Regions from separate parts of the Homo sapiens genome. Here regions 1 and 3 are each linked to region 2. Evidence: read pairs that join two places in POLR2A ChIA-PET (ENCODE). Cell type or tissue: MCF 10A. All regions are shown on one strand. Region 1 overlaps SIPA1L1 (signal induced proliferation associated 1 like 1). Region 2 overlaps SIPA1L1 (signal induced proliferation associated 1 like 1). Region 3 overlaps SIPA1L1 (signal induced proliferation associated 1 like 1).

Region 1 (4,000 bases), 290 kb after region 2:
GTCACCTCGCTCAGGGCCAGGCAAGGAGAAAGTGGCACCCCTATGGCACAGCTCCAGTGAAGTAATCTCCATGGCAGATCGGACTTTGGAGACAGAGAGCCACGGCCTGGACCGGAAAACAGAGTCTTCCCTGAGCTTAGACATACACAGCAAGAGCCAAGCCGGCTCGACCCCTCTGACAAGGGAGAACAGCACCTTCAGTATAAACGATGCTGCTTCCCACACAAGGTAACCACCCTTCCCCGCTGTCTGATTCCCAGCCCAGACCTAAGCCCAGTTCCCTGGCCTCAGCCCACTTTACTTTGCTCAATAGTGTATAAGGAAAGGAGGTTTTTCTGCAGTGACAATTATTTTTATATGTTTAATGCCCTTTATTTGCCTTCAAAATACTTTAATCCTGCAATTTTAGTGCATTATTTTAAACTGTGAGAAAATTTTGCAGATTTATTCTTTTTAAAGTTGGATTTGATTTTTAAAATAATGTTCCTGGCTACTACAATTTGAGAGGAAATTTGTAATTTTGTAATGTTGGCTTTCGGTGAGTAATAGGGAATGTATACTGGGACAAGCTTTTGAAGACTATGTTTTTAAAATATTGACCATATTGTTAAAAGACAGAGGTCTTTTCTGAGTAACAGAGCATCGTTTGCGATGCCAAGCACGTCCTTTACGTGCCTCTCAAGCCGAGAACCTCACTTACCTGATATTTACATTGTAACTTTTTTTCAGTAATTGGCTCCTGGCAGCAATGGGTTGAGAGTGGGGGATGTCCAATAGAAACGTGTAGCTAAAATTAGACATACCTTTCAGAATAGGAAAGTACACATTCCCCTGTATCCTTGGAGATCACACCTCTAGATAAAATAAATACTATTTGTCGTTTCCTCTTGATTGGAGCCTAAAATCCCCAATGTGACAAGATCCACATAGGGAAGAAGCATTCCATCACTGTCTTTTTAGGCCTGTTGATCTCTGTGTGGTTTCTCCTTTTATCTTCGATTGTTGTCAGTCATTGATCAATGTGTGAGACCATCTAACCTTGCTGTCTTCTGGGTCTGCTATGATTATGACCGCAAGAAAAATAGTAGAGGCTGGGCGTGGTGGCTCACGCCTGTAATCCCAGCACTTTGGGAGGCCGAGGTGGGCAGATCACTTGAGGTCAGGAGTTTGAGACCAGCTTGGCCAACATGGTGAAACCCCGTCTCTACTAAAAGTACAGAAATTAGCTGGGCATGGTGGCAGGCACCTGTAATCCCAGCTACTTGGGAGGCTGAGGCAGGAGAATCGCTTGAACCCAGGAGGCAGAGGTTGCGGTGAGCCAAGATCACACAACTGCACTCCAGCCTGGGCAACAGAGTGAGATTCTGTCTCAAAAAAAAAAAAAAAAAAGAAAGAAAGAAAGAAAAAGAAAAGTAATAGAGAGGCTTAATTTAGTTTTTATTTTTCAAATGGAAATCTAGGCACATAATCTGTCAGTAAACCCCAGATAACCTTAAGGAGAGAGGACATCCTCTACTTAATTTGGATTGCTTTCACTTGACCAGCTAAGTATTTTGTTTTCTCATGGAGTCTCTATCGCTACTTATCATTGAGCTTCCCTTCATTTAAAATGTCAGGCCCCATGGAATGAAGCCTTTCACTAGTTTTGTTTCTGTTTACCACTACCACATTGCAGATCTCAAAATGATGGTGATAGGTCTGGAAACTCCATGGCTTCCAAGCAAAAGGAAATTGGGAAAGTAGTCTCAGTATTCTTGAGTACTATGTATTCCGTTCCACAATTCAGAAAGTAGATTGTTTGATTCAAATGGTATAAGAGATGTGTTTGCCAAAGTAGAACAGGAAGTGGGCATCAGATGCCATAACCATATAGACAGAATCACACAAGACAGAATGATGACACTCGCTGGCTGTTCTTGGCACATCCCCATCTCAGTAGACTGTGCATTGACTTAGAACATTTTGCATATCTGAATAGTTTCTCTCTGGTTTTTAAGTTTAGTTTGACTCCTATTTCTTTGGTTTTCAATTTGTCATTTTGAAAGGAGGATGCCTTTTTTTAAGAATGTCTTCCATCTGAAAATATTTCTCTGGTCCAATGTGATGGCAGAAGAAAGTTGGTTATAGAGATCTTGTCTCAAATGGCATCACCATGGAGTGAGATTGGAAAGAGCTGGGCCCCTGAAACCAAAGCACAGAATGTGCGGCTGTGCCATTATCTAACAAATCCCAGGGGATCAACAAAGCTCCCTGAAAAAAGCATCTGGGTTTGCATTATCTGAATGTGCTGACTGGAGCTGCCTGAAGGCCTCAAAGGATTATCTAAATTTTCTGCTTCTAACTGGAAGAATGCAGAATCATTGAAATCATCCTTTAGAAATAACTCTCCTATTGAAAGTCAAACTTACTAGAGAAGAGAAGAATGTGGCCATTCAGGGAGGGTGGCAGAGCTTCTCACCCACTCATTTGAGTCACATTCATTTCTAGACTCTGGTAAGTAGGGATGTTTTGAGACTTTGGTATGTTGATCTTGGCAGAGTGAGTTGGATAATCAGAGCTTTAGCAGCCTGCCTTTTCTGGAGGAAAGGGGACTTAGCCACCAAATGCACATTGCTATAGAAAAACTAAAATCACAGCAAATTAGAGTGTTTGTGTCCTCAGAAGACAGGAACAGCAATTAATGTAGAGATATCTTGACAGTGCTTAAAAGAGCTTGTACCTGGGACTCAGTGACAAAGTCTAAATTACAGTGATTAAGTTTCACTGCATCTTTCTGGCTGGGCTCCATTCCTACCTTCTCTGTCCTCTAGTCTCCCTCTTGATGATCATGCAGATCTTTTGTAGCTCCTCATGAGAGCTACATTAATACAGGTTGGTAATTACATAGAGTTGCTATATTTGAATGTCATTAAAAGAAGCCACACATACTGGTAACTTTCTATAACTAAAAACGTCTATTAATTGCTCTAAATTATTGCTCCCTAGAATATATGTGTATCTTTATGAAGCTTGGAAATTTAGGGAGAAAATTTATTTTATTTTATTTTTTGGTAATGGCTGTTTCACTTTCAGATCTTAAAATGAACCACTGAAAAAAAAAAGATTAGTGGTAAGCCTAGGAGAGGTGAAGATAGTAGTAATTTAAGGACATTCTTAAATTTAAGCAGCATTCATTTTCTTCTTAGCGTTCTGGCCTTGGCAGTAGGCAGTGCCAGTTTGTGTGGCAATCAAGGACCTCCTCAGTTAGTCCAAAATCCTCTAGACCTGCTGACCAATGCTGTTTCTGGTGTTGGAGCTTAATTTGAGAACACACATGAGAAAGCTAAAAACCCTACCTCATGCTTGCACATAGATATCTCTTCTGTAACTGACTGACCTGACTTGTTTTGGTGTCCACGGTTGTTAGCCAGCTATTCTCCAGGTCTCCTTCCTCTTGCTTCCCTAAGGCCCCCTCAGACACCTGTAGCCAATTACTACCCACTTATGCGATCACATATACCTTTTTACTGCCATCTAGTCAGTACAAGAGGATTTTTCACCCAATATGTTCATCCTAAGTATATTTGCATAGGCCGTGCCAACATGAGCATAATAGATTGATACTCAATACATGCCAATGAGCAAATAGGAATAACTAGCTGGGCACGGTGACATGGGCCTATAGTCCCAGCTGCTCAGGAGGCTGAGGCAGGAGGATCATTTGTACCCAGGAGTTAGAGGTCAATCTGGGCAACATAGTGAGACACTGTCTCAAAAAAATGAAAGAATGACTTTTCTTTATGTTTTTTGCCTGATGACTCAAACCAGTTCAAAAGTTACATAAATCCTCAACTCCTGGCTCTTAGAAAACCACTAACTATTTTGAAGGTTATTGTACAGATGCATCAGTATTTGCACAGAGCTGCAGTGCTTATAGGTGTAGGTATGAGAGCATACATAGAGTCTTTGTGTAGCATGAAGTCTTAGTAAACTGTCATGTCTACATAAAAGTTTGTAAACT
Region 2 (4,000 bases):
TATTGAGAAAAACAACAGCTTAATGCAGATTAAGGGAGACGTATTTTATACAGGCCAAAAATACTGTCATATGTTAAATTCTGGGGTTGTATAGGTTTCATTATACTTAACCTTGATCTCAGCCAGATGCTGAAACAAAGACCTTGGAGTTTTTCTCATTTGTTGCTTTGTCAGAAGAAAATTTCCTAAGGAGTCAGCTCTTCTGGAGTGACTGCATCCTATAACGGATGGTCAAGTTATCTGACCATCTCCCCTCCATAAACCTTTGTGCAGAGCTTAGGGGATGGGTAATTGGAGCACTGCTTTTAAAGTGGCTTGCTATTTGTGACCTTCCTTGAATTTCAGTAAGGGAAATTTGGGAATCATTATCTCTGAAAATGTTTTTAAAGTACATTAGGGCACTTTTCTGGGTTACATTTATTTGACCGTTCCCAGCATCATTCTTCTTTAATAGAGGTGGAATCTAAGATTTTTAGATATCTGTAATTTTTAGCCATTTGAAAAATCCAGGCTTATAATAGCAACACAACTGAAAAACTGTCTTTGAAAACATAACATCTTTGGAACTGCCAAGAATTGCTTAATGGTGAAGCAAGCAGCCTGCAGGAATGCTCTGTGAATGTAGCTCTGCTCTGGTACTTCGAGAGGGAAGAAAAGTCAGTACATATTATTGAGTGCCCTGTGATTTTTACCTCAATCTTGGAAGCTGTTTTTCTAGATATACTTTTTTTTTCCCTCCAGAATAGCTATATGTTATTGAAATGTGCACCTTCAGTGCAGTTCTCAAATGTCTTAATTATTTTTTTTTTTTTGAGATGGGATCTCACTCTGTCTCCCAGACTGGAGTGCAATGGCATGATCTCGGCTCACTGCAACCTCTAACTCCCAGGTTCAAGCGATTCTCCCGCCTCAGCCTCCCAAGTAGCTGGGATTACAGGCGTGTGCCTCCACACCCAGCTAATTTTTGTATTTTTAGTAGAGATGAGGTTTCGCCATGTTGGCTAGGCTTGTCTTGAGCTCTTGACCTCAGATGATCGGCCTGCCTCGGCTTCCCAAAGTGTTAGAATTACAGGCGTGAGCCACCATGCCCGGATGTATTAATGGTATTTTAATAATAACTCTTGGTTGATAAACTTAAACATGACAGTTTTGAGCAGGCACCTTAAGTTCTGTATACTACCGTGAGGCCAGGCACTTGTTTAGCTTCTGTGTCATACAGCTACCCCTTGTATTTTGTTCTTTTTTTTTTTAGTATAATAAATCTATAGTTTTATTAACACAGAAACTGATAGTGTGGTATGAGGTTTACGTTTAAACAAAGTTTTCACAGAAATCTAACACATGCCTAAAAAGATTTTACAATCTAGCTCTAGATGCAAGTCCAGACAATATCAAGAACTGATGGATCTCATGACTCAAGACAGAGCATTTTGGGTTTCAGTTACTTGTTAGGATTTCTTAAAAATGGTTTTTGTTTTTTTTTTATGGGTTTTAATACACCTTGTCTTTTGAATTGAGTTGCTTCGTTTGATAACTTGAACCTCTGGGCACTGAAATATCTTCTTTTAATAGAAGTGATATCTGGTAATGCTGGTACAGTATCTCTAATAGGTCAGGTGGGAGATTCTTCTGTTATACATCCATTCTTACTCAGGTCTCCTCAGGCAACACAGGAGGAGGCCATGACTCAACAGTTCTCCCAACCTGTTGGTGACATGACTCTTCGCCTTCTAAGTGTATACTTCCTTCCTAAGTGCTATTTCTCTACTTAAGGGATATCTAAAACAATTTCTATACTCTAAAAGAAAGAAAAATCTACACACACACACACACACACACACACACACACGCATGCACACACACACAACCTTGTATATATATAGTTTTATGTGTACCTTATTAAATCCATCATTCTTTTTTAAATTATTTTTTGAGCAGCATTATTCTAGAATATAAATACTGAATTGAATAAGCATACTTTTTTCTTTTCCTTTAAACACACTTTTAAAATACAGTTTTTAAAATTAAATAGAAACATGGTCTCACTGTGTTGCCCAGGCTGGTCTGGAACTCCTGACCTCAAGTGATCCTTCTCCGTTGGCCTCCTGAAGTGCTTGGAATAAAGGCATGAACCACCGTGCCTGGCCTGCATGTAACTTTCGACTCCTCCAGAACTTAACTACTAGTAGCCTACAGTTGACCAGAAGCCTTACCAATAACATGAACAGTTGAATAACATGCATTTTGTATGTTATATGTATTATATACTGTGTTGTTACAATAACATAAGCTAGAGAGAAGAAAATGTTATTAAGAAAATCCTATTGGGAGGCCGAGGCGGGTGGATCACGAGGTCAGGAGATCGAGACCATCCTGGCTAACACGGTGAAACCCCGTCTCTACTAAAAATACAAAAAATTAGCCGGGCGAGGTGGCGGGTGCCTGTAGTCCCAGCTACTCGGGAGGCTGAGGCAGGAGAATGGCGTGAACCCCAGGGGGCGGAGCCTGCAGTGAGCCGAGATTGCGCCACTGCACTCCAGCCTGGGCGACAGCGAGACTCCGTCTCAAAAAAAAAAAAAAAAAAAAAAAAAAAAAAAAAAGAAAATCCTAAAGAAGAGAAAATATATTTGCTATTCATTAATGGAAGTGGATCATAAAGGTCTTTATCCTCATTGTCTTTGCATTGGGTAAGCTGATGAGGAGGAGGGAAAGAAGAGATTGGTCTTGCTGTCTCCAGTGGCAGAGGTGGAGGAGGAGGAAGGGGAGGCAGGAGAGGCAGGCACACTTGGTGTAACTGTTATTGAAAAAATCCACTTTTAAGTGGACATGCACAGTTCAAACTCGTATTGTTGAAGGGTCAACAGTGCTAGACAGTTTTATTTTCTAAATGCTAACTATAATACAGTATAAAAATACTAAAAATGTATAGTAGCTAGGGGATGATTAGAGAATCTTCCTTTCATCTTTGGCTGTGACTAGTTTGAATTGAGTTTGACATGGCCTGAGGTCACTTCAGAATTATTTTGTTACACGTTTTTATTATCCAAAGCCCATTTCTTTGTTCTTAAAGAAGAAAATGATAGGAAATCCTTTAGCCTAACAAACATTTTTATCAGCCAGTAGAATGGTGATCTGACTCTTTCGTATTTACTAATGCTGTTGTACCCTTTTTCTCTTCAGTAGGAACAACTTATTCTCACTCAGCTTTTATTTTTATGTTCTCCAGAACATAAGAGAGCAGCTGCCCATGCCAAATAGTTACCTCTTTTAAACTCATTCTACTGGAGCAAATGGTAAGAGGTATTTGAATTAAGTTGTCTTTGGAGGGGTGTGCCTTATTTCTTAATACCTGATTATTTTTTTGGGCCCAGATCTGCATGGGTATGATTGTCTATAGTAGTATATTGTAATTTTATAATGGTACCATGTTGCCCACTTTCTTGACTGTCTCATATATTTAAAATTTGCTAATAGTGGATTTGAACAAAAGTCTAAAGGAAGGAATCAGAAAATAAAGAAGAGAGAACATGAACTATGTGGATGTAGTTGGAGGTCAGGGTAGGAATTGTGCAGAGCTCAGCCCCACCCCCTACTGTCCCTATTTGACTTAAAAAGTTGGGTGACATGAGCATTTTTGAAGACCTGGCTTCTGAGACAGCAGGTCACACGGCAGAACTGGAGAAGAAGCTTGGGAGAAGCTTGCATTTGCCAGTTGATCATGAATTGCTAATGTTTCTCGAAGGGCTTAGGAAACAGTGATGGGGATTTTATTTTAAAACCTGGACTTCATTTTAATGTTTGTCAATCCCTCAGCATATTTTATATATAAGAGGAAGTTGTAAATGTCTTCACTAGTATTTAAGTGCCTTTCCCCAAAACCATGTATGGAAAATTAAGGCCATATGGTGGGTAAAGTCTTAAATGTGGGGAAGTTCAGCATGCCACGTTCTGGAGCTTTTGGTGCTCCTGCGGGGAGGGCTTTATTGTATCTTTTTGGAAA
Region 3 (4,000 bases), 57 kb after region 2:
GTGTGAGTTAAGGACTTGCTGTGTGTCAGGGACTGCCTTGGGGGCTGGAGGCACATCCTCGAACAAGACAGGGTCCTTTCCCTCTAGATGCTTACATTTTAAGGACAGAAGACAGGGAAACAAACAGAGAGAGGTGACAGGAATTACTGTTAGATTGGATATGGAGTTACAAATGGGAAAGCCAAGGACAACTTACTCATTTGGCCTGAGTGGCTGTGTGGATGGTAGTAGTGGTTATTGGTCTGGTGGACAGAACAGGTTGGGAGTTGGATGATCCACATTCTGTTAAGTTTGACGTGCTTGGGAGAGATGTTATCTAGAGTTTTACATTTCAAAGTCTTCAGTCTCTGGATGGCATTTAAATCTTTGGGACTGGGTGAGGTCAGCTAATTATTGAATTTAGATAGAAAAGATAGGAGTGCTAGAGACCAGGCCTACCTGACTCCAAGCCCTGGGGCCCAACATTTGGAGGTTGGGTAGAGGAGGAAGGTAGAAGCAGTTCAGGGCCTCTTGTGTTTGTATCGTACCTTCATACACGTAAGGGTTAATAAATATCTTTTAAAATAATGCTAAGTGCCAGGTGCTGAGAGATGAGAGCACTCTTCAGGGACCACCTCCTCCTGCGAAGTGCATGGATGCCCACCACCCTCACTGCTTTGGGTCAGGCAGCCTCCGTCTAGACTCTCATGTCCTTCTGTGTCAGCTGGTTGACTTGAATATTGATCAAGAGTCAGTTTTGTTTGTAGCAAACCCTGTTTTGGTCAGTAGGACTTGTTGTAATTGCGTAATTAAAATGTTATGTTATCTGATTAAATCAGTATTATTTTTCTACAAAAATATGTTAAATACTTTGGAAAGCTTCCAAAGGCAAGCCTCAAAAAAAAAAAAAATCCAAAAAACCACAAACTCAAAGCTGCTGTTATAATATGTTACGTGTGGTCATGATGACTATAAAAGATTGGGGGGAAATAATTAAACTACTCTAAGCATTCTCAGATTGCTTCTTGAGAGCTTTGAGTTTGTGCTATACTCTAATAAAAAGGGAAATTGAAAGTTGTCATGATGCTTTTTTGGGTGGTTTGTATAAGAATGACTAGACTAACAGTCATTCAGGAGACTGATTATTCTTACAAAAGGCCTTGTCCTTACATTACAAAGTTGGTTAATGAATGTATAACATGTTCAGTTTAAATAAAATGTCTGAGATATATAGTGTTTCTCAGTTTCCAAACCAAGTTTCCTATTATCTTGGTTAAGTGAGTTTTTACTATGTGAACTTTGTAAAAAATAATCATCTAGTATGTGCCAAGAGCCCTAAAAATGGTTATCTTGCTAATATTACTTCTGGGACTTTATTCTATGAAAACTTAAAAAAAAAAAAAAAAAAGCAGGGTCTTACTTGGTCACCCAGGCTGGAGTGCAGTAGTGTGATCATAGCTCACGGAAGCCTCACACTCCTGGGCTCAAATGATCGTCCCACCTTAGCTTTCTGAGTAGCTGGGACTATAGGCGTTAGCCACAGCACCTGGCTTAATTTTCCACTTAAAATGGGTGTTATTTCTCTAATTACATGATAATTATATTATAATAATGGATAACATGAAACTTTAAAGAGAGGCTTTTTAAATTTGGTTGCTGTTGAGTGTTGGTGCTTCATAGAATGACTAAGAGAGACCATGAATGAAAACAGTACACATTACTTTCAGCTTTCATATGTAAGTGTAATAAGATATAAACAAGATTACCTTTATTTAATTAAAGGTACATATAAAAATAAAATTGCTTTTATCTGTACAATAATTATAACATAATATATAACTGTAAGTCTAGAAATAAAATTACTTTTAATCTTCATAATCATTATTCATCATTTATAATAGTTATTACTCTTTATAATAACCAAGACAGTGGAACAAAGTGGAATTTTCCTGAGTTTAGAAATAGTTTCAGAAAGGTTTGTTCCCCCATCCCTTTTTACACAGCTAGTACTGGCAGAATTTGAGCCCAGATTTTCTGATTCAAATTTATTGGTCTTTTCATTTCTAGCACTGTTCTTTGGTTTTTTCTTCTGTAAAGTTAGGTGCGAAAAGGAGGAGTAGTGGGGATCTGCCTTAAAAATCCTATATGTGGAACTACTCATGGATAGAAAATAAAAGGTTAAACTGGATGAGATGTAAGTCTGTCTTCGAAACAGGAAGATCATTCTGGGCTTTCTCTTTTATATAATGGTACTTTAAAAATGCTGAGGAAGGATTTGGGTGATGTGGTCAAAGTGATGGGAGAAAAATAACTTGAGAACAGAAATGTTCTCAGAAGGAGTCTAGAACTATGTTTTCCAAATAAGTGCATTTGCTGAAGGACAGGAAGAAAATATTAGAGCTGTCATTAAGCTGTTCTAAGAAATAAGCTAAAATGTACTAATATTTAATATTTGATTGAAACTGGGAACCTTGCTCATGTCATCTGTCAGATGACAAGTGTCCTATTTTGAATGCAGCTATCCTGGGATTATGTGGAACTTCCATAGTGCAAAGGGTCCTGCATTCCCTTGTTTGCTTTCAGCCTGTTGTGACATGCTACATTTACTCATCAGACTTACAGATTATGTTAACCAGTTTTAATTAAAGCAACAGCTGCAAAATTGACACTTGGCTTATAAAGATTCCTACAGAGAATTATGGGTTGAAGGTAACGTAGATAATGCAAATAAAAATGAGCCGTAAATAGTTGGCAGAGCTGAGACTTCTCCCAGTACAAGCTATGATCAACTATGAAGTTAGCTGGAAAGTGAATTTTGTCTAAGAAAATTTAGTTATTTTACATGGAATTGTCAGGCACTTACAAAAATCCTCCAAACTGACGGTGATTCTGCTGTTGGCCAACTGGGAGTGTGCTGAGTGCTTCAGTGGACCAGTGGATAATGCCCACTGGGAGATACAGTCCTTTGCAAGTAATTGACTTTCTTTTCTAATTCATTCTATTCTGCAGCTGTTTGAGTATCTCTTAGGTCCAGGCACCATGCCAGGGTGATAAAGAAGACAAAGCCTATAAGGAGATCACAATATAAAAAGGTCTCAATCTTGTGCCAAAATTATAGAATGGGAATTATTTAGTTGTGAGGGATTTGTGGAGTAATCTCAGTTCAGCCCTGTCATTGTTCAGGTGAGGACATCTCTGCTGTGCACCACACTGCTCATCAGTCCCTCCTATCAGTACGTAGGACCCATCAGAATCCCTCCCCTGATTGGTATCTTCGGGCTTCACATAATAGCTTCCAGTTTTTCCTCTCTTCATTTGGCTATTTATAGTTGATTCTTAATTCTGATTTTCTAACTTGCATTTTTGCCAGTAGGCATTGCTAATATATTCCAGCCTGAAAAAAAACCCTTAAATTTCAGGCTGTAAATCGTGTAAAATGAATGAGTTTTCTTAAGAACATTTTGTGTGTGTAGGTGTGTGTGCATGTGTGAAATTCTGACTGTCAATTTTCTTTTGAATGTAGAATGTCTTTGCTGGCCACTCAGACTAATAGAAATAATAGCATCTTAGGCAACAGAAGGGAAAGCACTGCTGTGAAGGTGTCACTTGACATCCCTGTTTATTGTTGACATGTAATAAAAAACAGTGTTCCTTGTGCATGTGAGCCAAGGTTTGGTCATGTGTAACCAGGTGATTATTTTTAAGTACATGTCTGACAGAACACCAAGAAGTACCAGTCTTTAAAGAATGCTATAGCATATACTTCAGGCTTGAAATATTGTAATAAAAGCAGGTTTGTTAAAAGCTTATCTGTTCCTGCATACTGTTCTCCAGCAAGCTAAACACATCAAGAAGCAGTCTCTCCCATTTAGAAATAACCAGACTTTCCTTATGTTTGTAACTGATTTTTTTTTATTAATTGGTGAGAACAATGTTGTTGGAAAGTTTAGTGTATCTTTCCCCCTCCTCCTCTTTGTGATGATGGTGGTGGGGGATTAGGTAATACCTTCAAACAGTAGGA

The links. ChIA-PET counts read pairs that join two places held together with the same protein. Peaks named below come from ENCODE experiments on the same cell type or tissue, not always from the same donor. Only the 100,000 strongest peaks of a DNase experiment are listed, where the experiment ranks them.
Region 1: POLR2A ChIA-PET joins it to region 2 with 8 read pairs; 2 of 35 experiments call an interaction of 5 or more read pairs at or near these places.
Region 3: POLR2A ChIA-PET joins it to region 2 with 5 read pairs; 2 of 35 experiments call an interaction of 5 or more read pairs at or near these places.

The regions. Positions count from the first base shown.
Region 1 is chr14:71,709,437-71,713,436 of GRCh38, forward strand. SIPA1L1 (signal induced proliferation associated 1 like 1) reads left to right here. Exons shown (of 24, transcript NM_001386936.1): 17 at 1-228. Among named protein-coding and RNA genes, the nearest start is that of RGS6, 220 kb to the right of the region's middle. In MCF 10A, no CTCF peak of the experiment used is centred here; a DNase peak (open chromatin) is centred at 2,485.
Region 2 is chr14:71,414,904-71,418,903 of GRCh38, forward strand. All of the region lies in intron 2 of SIPA1L1 (signal induced proliferation associated 1 like 1), which reads left to right. Among named protein-coding and RNA genes, the nearest start is that of SNORD56B, 19 kb to the left of the region's middle. In MCF 10A, no CTCF peak of the experiment used is centred here; a DNase peak (open chromatin) is centred at 1,688.
Region 3 is chr14:71,471,480-71,475,479 of GRCh38, forward strand. All of the region lies in intron 2 of SIPA1L1 (signal induced proliferation associated 1 like 1), which reads left to right. Among named protein-coding and RNA genes, the nearest start is that of SNORD56B, 75 kb to the left of the region's middle. In MCF 10A, no CTCF peak of the experiment used is centred here; no DNase peak of the experiment used is centred here.